Regions from separate parts of the Homo sapiens genome. Here region 2 is linked to region 1. A link is an interaction called in ENCODE POLR2A ChIA-PET data of the cell type or tissue named here. Cell type or tissue: MCF 10A. All regions are shown on one strand. Region 1 overlaps ACTN1 (actinin alpha 1). Region 2 has its middle 42 kb from the start of ACTN1-DT.

What was found. ChIA-PET counts read pairs that join two places held together with the same protein. Peaks named below come from ENCODE experiments on the same cell type or tissue, not always from the same donor. Only the 100,000 strongest peaks of a DNase experiment are listed, where the experiment ranks them.
Region 2: POLR2A ChIA-PET joins it to region 1 with 5 read pairs; 13 of 35 experiments call an interaction of 5 or more read pairs at or near these places.

What each region holds. Positions count from the first base shown.
Region 1 is chr14:68,960,665-68,964,664 of GRCh38, reverse strand. The region is part of intron 1 of ACTN1 (actinin alpha 1); the gene reads left to right. It overlaps LOC124903336 (a long non-coding RNA gene), which reads left to right. Exons shown (of 2, transcript XR_007064228.1): 2 at 1-1,201. Among named protein-coding and RNA genes, the nearest start is that of ACTN1, 17 kb to the left of the region's middle. RefSeq lists an enhancer at 2,056-2,751. In MCF 10A, no CTCF peak of the experiment used is centred here; a DNase peak (open chromatin) is centred at 2,284.
Region 2 is chr14:69,019,386-69,023,385 of GRCh38, reverse strand. It overlaps the pseudogene RPS29P1. Among named protein-coding and RNA genes, the nearest start is that of ACTN1-DT, 42 kb to the right of the region's middle. In MCF 10A, no CTCF peak of the experiment used is centred here; no DNase peak of the experiment used is centred here.

The DNA of each region.
Region 1 (4,000 bases):
CTGAGGCTTAGAGAGATTAAATATTTTCTCCCAACTCACAGCTTTTAGTGGGGCAGTTGGGCTTTGATTTCAGGGCTGCCTGGCCAGAGTCCACACTGCTAACCCCTGTCCTAGTTGCTTCCTCTCTGCTAGCTCATTCCTTCTGGTAGCAAGCACCAGCTGTCAGCCCTGACTGGAGAAGGGAGGCCCCTCATGAGAGATGGAGCTGAGTCTCCACCCTCCCGGGCCCCATACACTTCTCTCCTGACCCGTACATTCCTGTGCACCAGGGAAGTGGCCCCTCTCTGGTCGTGGAGACTGAAGTCCCCGTGCTGTGTTGAGCAGTGGAGGTGGGGGTGGCTCAGGTAGAATGGAGGGTACTTGACTCCTGTTTTTTGAGGGAAAGTTGCCTTTAAGTTGGAGGGATGCTGTTGGCTTCCTGCAGCTGCTTGCTGCCTTTTGATGACGCCCCTGTGCATGGGGGCCTTCAAGTGTAGGTGGAATAGGCAGGGTTGGAAAGGCTCTTTTCTCCCCACAGTCCAGGAGAGGCAGTGCTGGAGCCCCTTATTTGCTGTTCATCCTTTGATGGGTCAGCATAACCTTTATGTTACAAATGCCAATAGATATTTAATTCCTGGGGTGGCATAAGGTAGCAAGCAATTTAGAATTTAATAAAATTACAAATTCTTGGGGAGATGATTCTGATTTCTCTCTTTATCCATGATGCATGCTAGTTGCATGAATAAATGAATGAATTTTTTTAAAACTTATGGAAAATTCACACACAGGAGTAGAGAGAATAGTATAGTGATTTCCCATATACCCATTACTCAGCTTCAGCAATTAGCAACAGAATTGCCTGTAATATTTAATCATCTGGGCTATTTTATTGGCACTGAGATTAGTGTGCTAGTGTGAACTGCTAGGAACTTCTCAAGTGAGAAAGGACAAGCGGAGAAGAAATGATATCATAGTATGAATAAAAACTCATCTTTGTGGTGCTGCCATGCTAGGCAAGTTGCAGGTGCTCACCGGAGGGTTTGAACTAACTGCTCTGGATAACTGGCCAGGTGGTGTTGGGTTCCAGCCCCAGGTGGGAGGAAAGTTTCTGAAGGGTGAGTTCAGCTGGATACGTGAGATTCTCAAACACACACTGGGGCAGAAGGCACTGCAGCCAGCCCTAGTTCATCTACTCAACTCATGTTTACTGTGGATCATCTTTTTTTAAAGTTGACATTTCAAACATAAGAAAAAGCATTGAGAATCATAAAATGAATATCTACCTGCTTGCCACCCAGACTTAACAAACATAAAGCAGACATTCTTTCCAGATGAGGGACAGATGCATGGTCTCTGTCTCTAAGGAGGCCTGTGAGTGAGAGACCCAGGGACGGGCAATTTCCTTGTCATATACAAAGATATCACATCTGGTATAGAGAATGGAGTTCCAAGGAAGGCTCCAGCCCATCCTGGAGGAGACAGGTAGGACTTCCTGGAGGAGGTGATCATGTGAGCTAAAAATCAAATCTGGAATATGTGAGTCAGGCCAAGCGGGTGCGGGGGCAGGGTCAAGGGGAGGTGGGCCTGCAAAGGGTGTAACCAAAGGTAAGAAAAAGGGAGTGCAAAGTTCTGGGGAGGGAGGGGCAGGAGGTGAGTGAGGAGTGGGCTGGGTGCAGCTGGAGTGAAAGATATTTGGGAGTGGGCAACAGTGAGGACTGGTGAATCAGTGAGGGACAAGCTCTGGGCATCTTTAGGGCAGTAGCAGGCACCAGGCTTGTCCTGAGACCTGCTCAGTGCGTGGCTGCCTGAATTAGACTCCACACATTGAGAGGATTATAGACCAATATAATCCCATGCAAAGAAACCCACACAGCGGGTGCGGAAGGGCAGAAACTGTATCAGGACTATTTGATTGACCTGGGCTGCTTAGAGCAGGCTCCAGGCTGTCATTTGAAAGAGGGGATGTGTTGGGTTGACCCAATGGGGAGAAGTAGGACTTGGTGAGAGTTGTGTGGACATGGAATCTGGCTCAGAATAGAATTTCTAACAGCCTTCCAAAGAAGGGATGCATGGTTGGGCGAGAGTTTCATGGTCTTAAATGTGTTGAAGTAGTCTCAGGTTGGAAGCAGGCAGGGCTGGGGTGTGGAGGGAGGAGGGCTCTGCATTGCCTGGCCTTCAAGGCCTCTCCTTACTCTGAGTTCTGAGATTTAGGCTGGGGAGGGTGGGTAAGTGACCTGTGGGCACAGGCAAATGGTGCTCCTGGGAAGGCGGCTGTGGAGGAGGTGCTGGCCCGTTGCCATGGGAACCATCACTGCCGTGGGTTTCCAGTTCCAAGGATGCCCTGGAAGGGAATGAGCTCACTCCACCTGCGAGCTGGTGAGTCAGCCCTGCCTCTCCTGCTTGCTCGCCAAGGCTAGGCGGGAATTTGAGCAGTGGACCCTGCCTCTACCCCCTCCTCAGACCACCCAGGCGCCCGTGCCCTGGATGTGGGCTCTTGTCGTAAAAGATGCAGGGCAATAAAGGCAGCTGCCAGCCATTCTGGCATCAGTGGGGATCCTGACTCGGGGAAGCTGCTAGCCTAGTTGGCTAAACCTTGGCTGTGTTGCAGAGGGTGAGCCATTCTCTCTGCCGGCCACTCAGCTGATGTGGGCTGCACACCAGCCACAGCTGTACTGGGCCAGGGCTTGTGGTCCAGGGGGTAGATGGGTGCCGAGGGCAAGCTTTCAGGGTGTCTTGTGAAGGAGAAGTACAGGCTGGGTGGGTGTGAATGCCTGTCGGTCGGGCGTGGGGGTAGTTTCTGGAGGTGGATGAGGAATGCTTCCCGTGGGGAGTGGCTTCTGATCTGGTGCTGGAGGGATGAGGAGCAACTAGTTTGCCCACCAAGTCCTAGGCATCTGAGGCCAGCCAGGGTCATGGCTCCTGCCTCCTCCTTCTGTGCCCCTCCCCAGATGCCCAGTTGTGAGGGAGTGATCAGAACATGTCGGGGGTATTGCAAGAATCTCAAACAGCTGTGACTTGAGTGTACAAGCCATTTTTATCCAAGACCCTGTGAAATCCATGGCACCACCCACTGGGGGCTGGTCCCTCAGGATCCACATAGGGCCTATAGCCCACCCCCGTGCCCCCGCGCCCTGTGCCCCGTGTGGCGGCCTGTGAGATGCATCAGAACACCCAGGGGAACACTGCGTTTCTAGCCTCTGCTTGCCTTACTTGCTTCACCCACATGGGCCTCTGTTTCCATTTGAGAAGATAGATAAGTTAGGGGAGAAAAATGACCATCTTAGACCCTTTCTCCTAAACATAACCATTTATATTTTCAGAAACCTATTTTTATTTTTAATCTTCATGCCTGCATTATTCTGATAGCGGTAATCATAGTGTACATAAAAATTAGCTCTGCTTTTTTATTTCCCCACTTGGCATTTTATCAAAAACACTTTTTCTTATATAGTTACACAGCCTTTATGTTCCTTGCCTGGAGAAAGTGAGATCCAAGTATAGAGATTGTTTCATAAATACATGTTTATTTGTACTTTCCTGCCTCTTTCCAAAAAGCATTTGAGGTGGATATATTAAAAGTCTCGTGTATAACAGGGTTTTTTGTTATTTCGTTTTAGAGACAGGGTCTCACTCTGTTACCCAGGCTGGCGTGCAGTGGTGCTGTCATAGCTCACTGCAGCCTCAAACTTTTGGGCTCAAGGGATCCTCCCACCTAAGCCTCCTCTGAGTAGCTGGGACTACAGGTGCATGCCACCATGCCTGGCTAATTTTTACATTCTTTTGTAGGGTCTTGCTATGTTGATCAGGCTGGTTTCGAACTCCTGGTCTCAAGAAGTCATCTGACCTCGGCCTTCCAAAGTGCCAGGATTACCAATGTGAGCCACCACACCCCCTTCCTTCAGAAGTTTTTTGTTGTTTAATTTTTTTTTTTTTTTTTAATAGAGATAGGTTCTTGTCAAGTCACCAGGACTGCTCTCAAACTCCTGGCCTTAAGTGATCCTCCCCGCCTGGCTTCCCAAAA
Region 2 (4,000 bases), 59 kb before region 1:
AACCTTTTGGAGTCTCCATTTTATCTTCCAGAGCTCTTTCCTTTTGCCTCGTTGCACTCCTGAAAGTGCACCTCAAGATGGGACGCCAGCAGCTCTACTGGGGCCAGCCTCGAAAATTGGGTCAGAGTTCTCACTCTTGTGTTGGCTCAAACTGGACTGGCCTGATTTGGAAATACAGCCTCAATGTGTGCTGCCAGTGTTTCTGTCAGTCTGCAAAGGATATAGGTTTCATTAAGCCAGGCTATGTGATCTGGCTTGAATAGATTATCCAAAACATCCACCCAGTGAAAGAAACCATGCTAGCTCTTTGTATATTAAAAAAACAAAAACAAAAAACAAACAAACAAACAAAAAACAACTTTCCCTCCAAAATTTCTCTTCTGTAGAATAAGAACAATGACACTCGCTCAGCCTCCCATCCAAGGCTTTTATAAAGTTCAAATTAAATTAGTGAATTGTAGAGCCCATACTAATGGAAGGATAGCCTACGCAAGCAAGGGACAGGAGCCTGGAACTTTCAGACTGGCTGGAGCACGTCACACTTTTATGTTACTAGAGTCATTCAGGGTGGGCCGGGCGCAGTGCCTTGCACCTGTAATTCCAGCACTTTGGGAGGCCGAGGCGGGCAGATGACATGAGGTCAGGAGTTTGAGACCAGCCTGGCCAACATGGTGAAACCCTGTCTCTACTTGAGACAGGGTTTTGACCTCATTTATAAACATCCTTTAATATGCTTGTGTAAATAGTTAATCCGTGTGCACATATAAAATCCAAAAGGTACAAAAGGATACACAGTAAAGATAATTATCTCCCCATCCCTGTATCATAAGTCATCAGTCCCCCACACCAGAATAAACTGAAATGATCAATTTTTGTTTTTTGAAGGGTTTTTTGTAAAAATACAAAAAATTAGCCGGGCATGGTGGTGCATGCCTGTAATTCCAGCTACTTGGGAGACTGAGGCAGGAGAATAATTTGAACGCAGAAAGCGGAGGTTGCGGTGAGCCGAGATCACACCACTGCACTCCATCCTGGGTGACAAGAGCGAAACTCTGTCTCAAAACAAAACAAAACAGAGTCAATCAGAGTGTCCTCATTGGTCCCAGGTCTGGATGTGGTTGAGATAAAGCATACTGATTTGTGGAGTCTCTCATGATTTCTGAACCGTCAAAATCCTACTTGTCTTTCCAATCCCAGCGTGGGTGTCACCTGTTCTGAGAGGCTTTCCCTGGTTCCTTTCCCTGTGCAGATCCCCCACCCCACCCCAGATGTGCTCTTTGCCTCTTCAGGGCCTCCAGCATCTCCTACTTAGATCTCTCTGTGCTTCAGGAGGGCTTTCCCTTGCTTGCTGACCTGTTGCAAGGTGGCCTCCTGTGGTAGAGTGAGCAAGGCTTGGATTGTGACTTCCCTACCCACTGGCTATGTGACCTGCACAAGCATTAAACCTCTCTAAACCTCAGTTTTCTAATCCACAGATTTTGGTTAATAACGTTTACCCCCCAGGAAACAGTTCTTAAACTTCCACCTCTTAGGACCCCTTTATTCTCTGAACAATTAAGGACCACAAAGAGTTTTTGTTTATGCCGGTTATATCCATGTATTATCCATATATTTACTATATTAGAAACATAACTGAGAAATTAAAACATATTTATTTATTTGTTTAAAAATCACAATAGGAAACCCATTACATGTTGACATAACTGTTTGTTTGTTTGTTTGAGACAGGGTCTACTCTGTAGGATCAGGTTGGAGTGCAGAGGCATGATTTCGGCTCACTGTAACCTCTGCTTCCCGGGCTAATGTGATCCTCCCACCTCAGCCTCCCAAGTAGCTGGGACTACAGGCACACACCATCACACCTGGCTAATTTTTGTATTTTTCATAGAGACAGGGTTTCACCATGTTGCCAAGGCAGGTATTGAACTCCTGAGCTCAAGTGATCCACCCGCCTCAGCCTCCCAAAGTGCTAGGATTACAGGTGTGAGCCACCACGCCCAACAACATAGTTATTTTTAATTTGTTTCTTTTCTTTTTGTAGAGATGGGGTTTCACTATGCTGTCCAGGCTGGTTTTAAACGCCTGGCCTCAAGCAATCCTCCCACATCAGCCTCCCAAAGTGCTAGGATTACAGGCATGAGCCACCACACCTGGCCTATTTTTAATTTTTAAGGTGTTATTTAGCCAGGCGTGGTGGCTCACGCCTGTAATCCTAGCACTTTGGGAGGCCGAGGCAGGCGGATTGCCTGAGCTCAGGAGTTTGAGATCAGCCTGGGCAACATGGTGAAACCCCGTCTCTACTAACAAAAAAAAATAATACAAAAAATTAGCTGGGCGTGGTGGCGGGCGCCTGTAGTCCTAGCTACTCAGGAGGCTGAGGCAGGAGTATTGCTTGCACCCAGAAGGCAGAGGTTGCAGTGAGATGAAATTGCGCCACTGCACTCCAGCCTGGGCAACAGAGCGAGACTCTGTCTCCACAAATAAATAAATAGTTATTTCTATTTTCCCAAACAAAAATATTTACCAAGAAGAATATTCCTTTACATTTTTGCAAATTTCTTTAATAGGAGATAGCTTCTCACATTTGTTCTACATTCTCACATTTGTTCTACATTCAATCTGTTGAGATATGTACTTTTAATTGAAGTATATGAAGAAAATACAACCCCATGCAAATGTACAGTTGGGAAGAGTATTTTAGTAGTTTTCTCAAATTATTATAGATACTCTTTGGCCCTACACCAAAAGTCAGTAAGTGGCAGTTTTTTAGAGTCAGTTGCCATACGAAATCTGCACCTATGTCAATAAATTTTCCATACTCTGTTACATTAAATTCCATGGGTCTGGCCAGGCACAGTGGCTCACACTTGTAGTAATCCCACCACTTTGGGAGGCCGGGGTGGGTGGATCCCTTGAGGTCAGGGGTTTGAGACCAGCCCGACCAACATGGTGAAACCCTGTCTCTACTAAAAATAAAAATAAAAAAATTAGCCAAGCATGGTGGTATGCGCCTGTAATCCCAGCTGCTTGGGAGGCTGAGGCAGGAGAATTGCTTGAACCCAGGAGGCAGAGGTTGCAGTGAGCTGAGATCACACCATTGCACTCCAGCCTGGGCAACAAAAGCAAAACTCTGTCTCAAAAAACATAAAAAATAGGCCTGGCATGGTGGCTCATGCCTGTAATCCTAGCACTTTGGGAGGCTGAGGTGGGTGGATCACGAGGTCAGGAGATCGAGACCATCCTGGCTAACACGGTGAAACCCCATCTCTACTAAACAAAATTAAAAAAAAAAAAAAAATTAGCCGGGCGTGGTGGCGGGCGCCTGTAGTCCCAGCTACTTGGGAGGCTGAGGCAGGAAAATGGCGTGAACCCGGGAGGCAGAGCTTGTAGTGAGCCTAGATTGCACCACTGCCCTCCAGCCTGGGCGACCGAACAAGACTTGGTCTCAAAAAAAAAAAAAAAAAGATAAAAAATAAAAATAAAATCTACTTTAAGTGGATCTTTTACCTATGCATGATTTTGTAACTTTTTACATTAGGCATTTGGGAAGTATTGATTTACTGAATATGCCAGTTTTCCAAAAGTTGATACATTTTATTCTCAACACAGAATAATCATATGGCTAATATTACCACCAATCTCATCAGAAAAGTCTGTCAGTACCAGGAAGCTGTCAGGCTCAACATGGTAGACACAAGTTTTCCCAAATTCTAATTTTCACTTGAAAACTCAAATTTTTCAGCTGGATACAAAAACAGAAAAAAAGAAAACTCATATTTTATTATTGGCAATAAATACTGTCAGTTGTTTTTCTTGAAGTGGCAGTCTCATTTGTTTATTTTTGAGAAAATGTCTATCCAGTATTCAAATCTGATTGATTAACCATAGTTTGTCTGCAGGCATTCTTTCAAGTAAAAATGATGTTCCATGAGAAAAGTGACTAATTTAGCTTGCAACTCAAACAATCATACATCATACAAAAGTACACGTACTCTTTCTT